Regions from separate parts of the Homo sapiens genome. Here region 1 is linked to region 2. A link is a contact called in ENCODE Hi-C or POLR2A ChIA-PET data. All regions are on one chromosome and are shown on one strand. Each heading gives the region's core, a stretch centred on a gene start or an enhancer-like site at or near the end of the contact. The rest is flanking DNA. Distances are from core to core; before and after follow the strand shown.

Evidence for each region. Hi-C counts contacts between places; a loop is a spot of excess contacts on that map. ChIA-PET counts read pairs that join two places held with the same protein, here RNA polymerase II (POLR2A). Pooled maps may share reads with other maps.
Region 1: a loop to region 2 is called in a pooled map, with 4 times the contacts of the local background. The contact joins the promoter of ZNF695 here to the enhancer-like site in region 2. A Hi-C loop is called at or near these places in 2 of 50 pooled maps. POLR2A ChIA-PET finds 5 or more read pairs at or near these places in 2 of 52 experiments (AG04450 and OCI-LY7).

The regions. Positions count from the first base shown.
Region 1 is chr1:247,004,799-247,009,561 of GRCh38, forward strand. It overlaps ZNF695 (zinc finger protein 695), which reads right to left and starts at 3,259. Exons shown (of 4, transcript NM_020394.5): 1 at 3,108-3,259. The coding sequence starts at 3,110. The region is part of intron 1 of ZNF670-ZNF695 (ZNF670-ZNF695 readthrough (NMD candidate)); the gene reads right to left. RefSeq lists silencers at 2,852-2,951, 3,452-3,511.
Region 2 is chr1:246,957,575-246,962,732 of GRCh38, forward strand. The region is part of intron 6 of ZNF670-ZNF695 (ZNF670-ZNF695 readthrough (NMD candidate)); the gene reads right to left. It also overlaps a transcript of ZNF695 not described here. Among named protein-coding and RNA genes, the nearest start is that of AHCTF1, 28 kb to the left of the region's middle. RefSeq lists enhancers at 4,749-4,908, 4,959-5,008. Within about 2 kb of position 2,542, at least 2 of the 41 ENCODE cell types and tissues checked have a DNase peak (open chromatin) inside an H3K27ac peak, as active enhancers do.

The DNA.
Region 1 (4,763 bases), core at 2,009-4,508, 48 kb after region 2:
GAAAAAGAAATGAAGAAAGTAATCCCACTTACGATAGCAACAAATAAAATACCTAGGAATAAACTTAACCAAAGAAGTGAAAGATTTCAACAACAGAAACTATAAACCATTGATGAAAGAAACTGAAGAGCACACAAAATAACAGAAATATATTCTGTGTTCATGGATTGGAAGACTGTTAAAATGTTACTGTTAAAATGTCCGTAACTCCACAAAGCAATCTATAAACTCTGTGTAATACCTACCAAAATACCAATGACATTCTTCAGAGAAATAGAAAAACTAAGCCTAAAATTTTTTTGGAACCACAAAAGACTAAGAATAGCCAAAGCCATCCTGAACAAAAAGGAAAAAACTGGAAGAATTACTCTACTTGACTTCAGATTATATTACAGAGCTATAGCAACAAAAACAGCATGGTACTAGCATAAAACAAGACACATAGCTCTATGGAACAAAATAAAGAACCAAGAAAAAAATCCATACATCTACAGCAAATTAATCTGTGACAGAGGCACCAAGAACATACTTTGGGGGAAACAACAGTCTCTCAATAAGTTGTGCTGGGAAAAATGGATATTCATATGCAGAAGAATAAAACTTGACCCCTTGGCCGGGTGTGGTGGCTCATGCATGTAATCTCAGCACTGTGGGAGGCCAAAGCAGCAGGGTCACTTGAGGCCAGGAGTTCGAGACCAGCCTGGCCAAGGAGTCCGACCAGCCTGGCCAACACAGTGAAACCCTGTCTCTATTAAAATACAAAAGTTAGCTAGCTGTGGTGGCCTGCACCTGTGGTCCCAGTTTACTCGGGAGGCTGAGGCACGAGAATAGCCTGAGCCCAGGGGATGACAGAGTGAGACTGTCTCAAAACAAAACAAAACAAAACAAACAAACAAAAAAAACGATAAAAAACAACAACAAAAAAACTTGGCCCCCGTCTCTAGGCATATACAAAAAATCAAATCAAAATGGATTAAAGACGTAAATCTAAGACCTCAAACTATGAACAGAAAACATCAAGGAAACTATCCAGGACACTGGCTGAGTAAAGATTTTACAGCAGAGTGTCAAGTGATTATTCTCTGCTTTCTTCTCATGTGAAATGTTCAGAACAGAAAGAAAATATTTTTTAAAAAGCCACTCATGGCTGGGCACGGTGGCTCAAGCCTGTAATCCCAGCACTTTGGGAGGCCGAGGCGGGAGGATCACAAGGTCAGGAGATCGAGATCATCCTGGCTAACAGGGTGAAACCCTGTCTCTACAAAAAATACCAAAAATTAGCCAGGCATAGTGGCACACGCCTGTGGTCCCAGCTACTCGGGAGGCTGAGACAGGAGTATCGCTTGAACCCGGGAGGCAGAGGTTGCTGTGAGCCAAGATTGCACCATTGCACTCCAGCCTGGGCGACAGAGCGAGACTCTGTCTCAAAAAAAAAAGAAAAAAAAAAAAAGCCCATTCATTGCACTGTGAAAAAAACAAAAAAGAACCGTTAAAATCTTGCATCTGTTTGAAAAGCAAATAAAGGACAAATAAGCCGGGCGCGGTGGTTCATGCCTGTAATCCCAGCACTTTGGGAGGCTGAGGCGGGCGGATCACGAGGTCAGGAGTTCGAGGGCAGCCTGGCCAACATAATGAAACCCCATCTCTACTAAAAATACAAAAATTAGCCGGGCATGGTGGCGCCTGCCTGTATTCCCAGCTACCAGGAGGCTGACGCAGGAGAATCGCTTGAACCTGGGAGGTGGAGGTTGCAGTGAGCCCAGATTGTGCCACTGCACTTCAGCTTACCTGCCATTGGGCAACAGAGTGAGACTTCGTCTCAAAAAAAATAAATAAATAAAAAGAACAAATAGTTGATAATGTTGTGTTTGGAGAGACAAAGTTAGCATTTGGGAATGTAGAAAAGAAACTGGAAACAAGATTTCCTTCAGGCCCTAAAACAGTTAGGCTGGGGGAACAGAGTCCTGGATTTGAGGTCCTGCTTGCCATACATTTGAAAAATGCTGGGAAAACCAGTTCCCCTGTGGAGTGTTAGAATACTTAAATGGCAGACAATTAGACTGAGTGGCTTTGATGTCCTGGGATTCTATCTAAGGAATCCTAGCTAACTTAGATGAATTTCTTGTAAATTGCAAACTTGGAGAAAAACAAAACGTAGGCTTAACCAACCACTAAATGCTAATAAATCTCTTATTACATAATCAGGAAATTTCATCCTGGACAGTCCAAATAAGGTGACTGCATAATGGCAACCGATCAATTATTAAACGTGGTTGCTTCCTCGTGCACCTTATGAAGACCTTCCCTTCAAGTTTAGCCCCAAACCAGGGCTAGGGGCTTCCAGATTCATAAATCACTGTTTGCTGGAATAAACTCCTTAACATTTCAAAGGTGCTTCAGTTTATTTTTTTAAGAGGAGAAAGGAGACCGGGCGCGGTGGCTCACGCCTGTAATCCCAGCACTTTGGGAGGCCGAGGCGGGCGGATCACGAGGTCAAGAGATCGACACCAACATGGTGAAATCTCCGTTTCTAATAAAAATACAAAAATTAGCTGGGCGTGGTGGTGGGCGCCTGTAATTCCAGCTACTCGGGAGGCTGAGGCAGGAGAATCGCTTGAACCTGGGAGGCAGAGGTTGCGGTGAGCCGAGATCGAGCCACCGAACTCCAGCCTGGCGACAGGGCGAGACTCCGTCTCAAAAAAAAAAAAAAAAAAAAAGAGGAGAAAGGAACCCACAGACCACAGCTCCTCCCACCCAGGAACCTTTCACGGGAGTCGGGACTCTCCCGACAACCCCTCCGTCATCACAGCACAATCCAGGGAAGACGCGGCGCTGCGGGCGCGGGGCTGCCCCGGGAGGGCTCTGGGCCGTGCCGAAGTCACCAGGCAGAGACCGGACAGTCACCCAGCGGCCGGGATCCCGCTGCCGGCCCGGCCCCCACCTGCGCGGGACGGGACTGAGGGCCGAGCTGCGCCAGCGGGACTCGGCCGCACACTCCGGAGCCGACCGCCGGGAGGCCCGGGGCCGCCAGCGCTGGTTCCAGCCAATTCCAACCGATTCCAACCACCCCCTCTCCCTTCTCGGGACACCCTGCTCCGCACACTCACCATTTCCCAGCTTTTGGGGGTCCCAGCGTCCTCCCTATAAATCTCGCAATACCTGCAGGCCACAGGGCGATGGAGCCTGCGGCAGTCACCCGGGACTCTCCGAGAGGCAGCAGACGGGAACCCAGCACCCCGCCGGCCGCAAGGAGACAAAGGCCCCGCCAGATCCCCAAGGCCGCCCCTTCCTCTCTGGCTGCACGCCTGATTGGACAGTTCTCACGCTAGCGCCGCTGACTGGATGGGGCTCCAGGCCCCACCCCCTCAGGTCTTGAGTGACAGGAGGTGCGATCAGACACTGGGCCGAATGAAACAAGAGTGACAGGTTTTTGGGTGCAGCCCTTTTGAAGCGACATTCCTCACGGCACTTCGACCTGGACCCACCTGCCTGGGGGATAATGGCATTTAACCTTGTATATAAGATTATATCCATTCATAAGTTTTACACACACACACACACACACACACACACACACATATATATTTCACAAATAGAAACAATGAATGATAATTATTTTAAAGTTTCCGATTTCATAACCTTCCGGGCCTCTGGTCTTTTGACCAGGCAGCCTGAGCTGTGGAAAGTGAGGCAATCCTCTCAGGCAGCAATATGCAATATAAATAAAAGGTGAGCCACGCGTGTCATTTAAAATTTTCTAGGATCTGGCGGGTCGTGGTGGCTTACGCCTGTGATCCCAGCACTTGGGGAGGCTGAGGAGGGAGGATCACATGAGGCCAGGAGTTTGAGACCAGCCTGGCCAGTATGGCGAAACCCCGTCTCTGCTAAAAGTATTTTTAAAAATTAGCCAGGAGTGGTGGTGGTCGCCTGTAATCCCAGCTACTCAGGAGACTGAGGCAGGAGACTCGCGTGAGCCTGGGAAGCGGAGGTTACAGTGAGCCGAGATCATGCCTTTGCACTCCAGCTTGGGTAATAAGAGGAAAACTCCATCTCAAAAACAAAAACAAAACAAAACAAAAAAATCGGCTGTGAAGACATTTCCTCCTGCAGAAATTTAGCCAAACAGCTGAGTATGTCTTGAAGTCATTCTTTGGTTCTTAACAGGGCAAAGCTATTTTCTAAGACCTAAACCCTGGACTGGCCATGGGGCAAACCCTCACAACACATATGGAATTCATGCACAGTTAATGCATCTCTTACCTTGAACCAGTGGTTGCTACTAATTTTGTTTCTGATTCAGCCCAGTTCTACAACTGCCCTGCTATGCACAGGGCACTGTACTAGCTGCCCTGGCCTTGGTGAACATCATTGTGGGGAGAGGACTTTGCTGGGAAAAAGTTGCATCCCCCCAGATTGAAACCATTCCACTTTCCAAATTGGAGTAAAACTGAAAAGACCTAGGGGAGCACCCAAGGTTACAACATGAATGAATAGCTCAGAATATTTAAAGTCATTTGATGGTATCATGGGTGAGTGTGTCTCACTTCAAACAAAATAAAACACTACTGTTATTCTGAGATTCTAAGTTAGGATTTATGTAAAAATATATAATAATTTTTTTGATACACAACACACATACAAAAAAATACAAAGCATTCATGTAAAGCTCTGTGAGTTATTACAAAGCAAATACAGTTGTATAACCAAGAAATAGAACCAGCATCACTCATATCCCAACAATTACTATCTGCCTCCCTTATCTA
Region 2 (5,158 bases), core at 1,292-3,791:
ATTCAAATTATGTAGCAATATGAGATAAACCTTCAATACCTTTCTAGAAACACATTGTGGCAGATTGGGTTTTTTTTTGAGATAGGGTGTCACTCAGCTTGCCCAGGCTGGAGTGCAGTGGCATGATCTTACCTCACTGCAGCCTCGAGCTCCTGGGCTCAGGTGACTCCTACATTAGCCTCCCCAGTAGCTGGGACTACAGGTGCACACCACCAAGCCTGGCTAATTTTTTGTATTTTTAGTGGAGACAGGTTTTGCCATGTTGCCCAGGCTGGTCCCAAACTCCTGGTCCTACAGACGTGAGCCACCACACCCAGCCTTGTATTTTCTAAAGATGGTTGCACCTGTATATTTATTACTACATGCATCCTACATGCCTTTTCTATGATGAGTCTGACACTTCTCCCACAGAGACGTTGGATCTATGTTTCTTCTCTTTGAATCTAGGCAGGGACTTGGTTTTTGTTTTGTTTTGTTTTGTTTTTGTTTTTGTTTTTTTTTTGAGACAGAGTCTTGCTCTGTCGCCCAGGCTGGAGTGCAGTGGCGCGATCTCGGCTCACTGCAAGCTCCGCCTCCCGGGTTCACGCCATTCTCCTGCCTCAGCCTCCCGAGTACCTGGGACTACAGGTGCACACCACCACGCCCGGCTAATTTTTTGTATTTTTAGTAGAGACAGGGTTTCACCATGTTAGCCAGGATGTTCTTGATCTCCTGACCTCGTGATCTGCCCTCCTCGGCCTCCCAAAGTGCTGGGATTACAGGCGTGAGCCACTGCACCCAGCCGGGACTTGTCTTATGATTGCCCCAGTATTGAAGTTTGGCAAAAAGTCACAAAATATGTGACTTTGAAGGCTAGGTCATAAAAATGAAGAAACCTCCATTTATTTTTCCTTCTCTCTTGGGATCCTTACCCTTAGAACTCAGCCATCACATAGTAAGGAGACTCAGGCCACAGACAGGTCTAGTGAGGAATTCTGGCTGACATCCTCAGCTAGTCCCCAGCCATGAGCAAGCATCAGCTGCTGTCATGATCCTGAGTGAATGATCCCTCAGAGTCCAGGCGCCAGCCTTTGAGTCTTCCAGCTGATATCCCTGACAATGTGGGTCAGAAACCAGCCATCCATTCTACGCCTGGTGTGAATTTCTAACCATGGAAACGGTGCGAGATAATACACGATGTAACGCATGATTGTTGTACTTTAAGCCACCCCATTTTCGGGTGATTTGTTATGCAGCCATAGTAACACGCGGGGACAGTGAAGTCCTCTAAGGTGAAAAGTGTGTTTGCTATTGGTTTAAGAAAGCGAGTGCCACTCACGGGGAAGAAGAAGTGTCTTGTAAATTATCACTAATCTCCTCAGATGTCAATGAATCAGATACTGTAAATTATCCTTACTCTCCTCAGATGTCAGCGAATCAGATACTGTGTCTTGGCCAGGTGCGTTGGCTCACACCTGTAATCCCAGCACTTTGGGAGGCCAAGGTGGGATTGCTTGAGGCCAGGAGTTTCAGACAAGCCTGGGCAACATAGCAAGACCCTGTCTCTACAACAAAATTTAAAAATTAGCCGGGCATGTACCTGTAGTCCCAGCTACTTGGGAGACTGAGGCAGGAGGATTGCTTGAGCCCAGGAGTTTGAAACTGCAGTGAGGTATGATCTCACCACAGGACTCACTCCAGCCTGGATGACAGAGTGAGACCCTGTCTCAAAAAAAAAAAAAAAAAAAAAAAAAAAAATATATATATATATATATATATATATATATATATATATATAAAATCTCTTTTCTGAAAGAAGCATTTAAATGTTGAAAACACATTATCTGCTTATTCTAGAACCCAAAATGGGCATTTTTTTTGTTTTTGTTTTGAGACAGAGTCTCACTCTGTTGCCCAGGCTGGAGTGCAGTGGCACAGTCTCGGCTCACTGCAACCTCCACCTCCTGGGTTCAAGCAATTCTCCTGCCTCAGCCTCCCAAGTAGCTGGGACTACAGGCGAGCGCCACCATACCCGGCTAATTTTTGTATTTTTAGTAGAGATGGGGGTTTCACTATCTTGGCCAGGCTGGTCTCGAACTCCTGACCTCGTGATCCACCAGCCTCAGCCTCCCAAAGTGCTGGGATTACAGGTGTGAGCCACCGTGCCTGGCCCAAAATGGGCATATTTTTAGAACCTAGACTATTGAGCTTGTCACTTTTTCTTACAATGTGCCACATTCTGCACCAATGATGCAGGAAATTAACAGCTAGATGTTCTTAGTTCTCCCTCTCCGTGGCGGTTCTGAAGATAGGCGGTGAAAGTGGACTGTTCCTCAGAAGCAAAAACTCTCCAGTGTTTCTGATCCATTAGTTCCGTAGCAATGTATGAGTTTTCATAACTATGGTTATGTATTTTGGTAAGCTGCTATCTTCATGCAACAGTCAATTTCACTGAACTTCATTTCCTCTAAGTATGTTAGATTACATATTTCACAATGTATTATTTGAAACAAACCAATCTCATTGAAAAACCCAGTTGAGAAGCTTCATGAATAATTTAACTGCTTGCTTTTCCTCTCAGATTTCACACATTTTGCCACGTCATTATTTAAGGAAACTTTCTCATATTGTAATACTTCCTCTTTTCTATTCAAAGAAATTGTAAACATATCAGCAAAAAGGGAACCACAGTTTTATCTGGAACACTAATATATTTAGAGTGAACAACACTGCCACCCTAAGATTTCCCAGTAACCTAGATGCATTTTGCTGTACTCAAGCAGGCTGATATGATTGCAGTTTGGGGAAAAATTTATATTATATAGAGTGTGGTTTCTTTTGGAGTGGTTTGCTAGTTTCTCCAATGCTGTTTGTCATATATGTAAAAGTAAAAACAGTTGGTATTGTGTAGCAGTATAGAATACTACCTATGTTCTCTCTCTATATATATGCCCCAGAGAACCATTTGTTTCCATTCAGAGTGATAAGGTTATACAAGACCTACTTGGCCATGCAAGACAAGTTCTTTTCTTCATTTCTGTCTACAAATTCAGATCATTTCTCCATAGTTCAAGATAGCTATCTATCCTTCAAAGAATGGTACAGGCCAGGCATGGTGGCTCACACCTGTAATCCCAGCACTTTGGGAGGCTGAGGCCGGTGGATCCCTTGAGCCCAGGAGTTCGCGAGCAGCCTGGGCAACATGGCAAAACTCTAGAAAAATATAAAAATTAGCTGGGCATGGTGGTGCTCACCTGCAGTCCCAGCTACTTGGGAGTCTGAGGTGGGAGGATCACCTGAGCCTGGACTGGTTGAGATCACGCCACTGCACTCCAGCCTGGGTGGAGACCCTGTCTCAAACAAACAAACAAAAAACAAAAAACAACACAAAGAATGGTAGAGAGAGCTGTAAAAGTAAAGAATCTATGAAGGTCTTTTGAGCTCAAAAATGTTTCTATTTCAATTATCATTTAAAACATGTTCACTATGAAGGTGGGCTTCCTGACTTGATTCACTCATTGAAATTCATAGTAGGGTCAGTTGATGACCAAGAAACTTAGCTATTTCAAAATCATGGGGTATAAGTCTTAACATCAAATAATGCATATGTAACTCAAACTTCTCATCTTTAGCATCATCAGTTCAAAAATTATATACGTTACTCCACTAATTAGGCATAACACTTCATTAGAAGTTATATATGCATTCAAAGCCACCTCCAGCTGCACCAGCCTATAATGAGCTGTTTATTTGTTCATGTGACAATCTTATATTGCTACCTATTATTTCATGTGCACGTAGATACTCGATAAAGTCTTTTAAAATGAATGAATGCAAATCTTCTGCCTCCCACAGTGCCTGTTCTTAAATCCTAAGCCCCATTATTGCTACTCCCTGCCACCTCCATTCCATAAACTGCAGGGCCATTGTTCTATAAGCTGCTTGAGTTTAAGAGTGTTGCTTTCACAGCTCTCTTCATACGTACAGGAAGGCTCTGCTTCTCCTTCCCAAGACACTCAGGGAATCTTTCCAGGATGCTTCCCATTCACTCTACTGAATTCACCTACTCCCTCTTGCTACCTCTGCTTATAGTATTTTGCTTCAGACCCAATTGTCACCCACTGGTCCCTGAGATAGGCAAAAGATGCTTTAGACTATTTTCTTGGGTGCTGCCCTCGGGCTCCACATCCTGCAGCCTGCCTCATTCCCATTCTGGAAGGGAGTTCAGATAGCTTGAACTTAGTAGTAAGGGTGATCTGACTCCTGTGATCATTGACTTCAGTGTTCACCAGGCTGCTTAGCAAAGGGCCCTCTTCATCACTCCCTTCATCATTCAGTTAAGGGAAAAGATCTCAAGAACGCAGAGGCATAGAGAGGCACCTCAATGGCACTGTGCTTTGCAGACATATGAGTTGTCATGGCAGACGGTGGTGGTGACGATCACTGCTGCCTGTATCTTTATAACCTTAGAGAAATCTGAACTTCTCTTTAAGGAAATCCATGTGTAATTTCCTTCTCTGGTTGCTTCATAGGGCAGTCAAGGCGGCAGGAAGCCACAAAGCCCTGGCTAACAAATTAAAGCAATGTTTATATGCTAGGCTTGGTCTTTCCTAATGAAGGAGAGGCTGCTGACTAGTGGGGCTCAGGTCAGACTTCCTGTCACCAGCTGGGCTTGCACACGTAGGGAACACTGACGAATGGCTTGGGCTTTGTGCCCCATCAGCACTGGGCCCTCATGGCCCAGTCACAGGAATATGGCTAGCAAGGCAGCACGACTGCTTTACACCAGAGTTCAGGGAAAGGCATCACATCCCTCAAGCCACCCAAGCAAGAAGTCTGGTGGTCGTCCTAGCCTCTTGCTCTGCCTCATACCTCACAGACGATTTGTTTACCACGTCATAAAGATTTTACTTCTTAAATACCTCTCAAATCCATCCCCTTTCCTCTCAATGGCTCTGGCCACTGACTTAATTCAGGTCCTCATCATTGATCATCAGAGTTACTAAAATGAGAAGCAAGTGGCTTCCGTGGGGCTGGCCTCTTCACCTCTAAGCTGATGTTTTCTGCAAGAGTGATCTTTCTAAATTACTAACATCAGATTTCATCACCTCTCTGACCCCCTTCTGCCAGCTTGAAACCTTTCTTTTTTTTTTTTTTGAGACGGAGTCTCGCTCTGTCA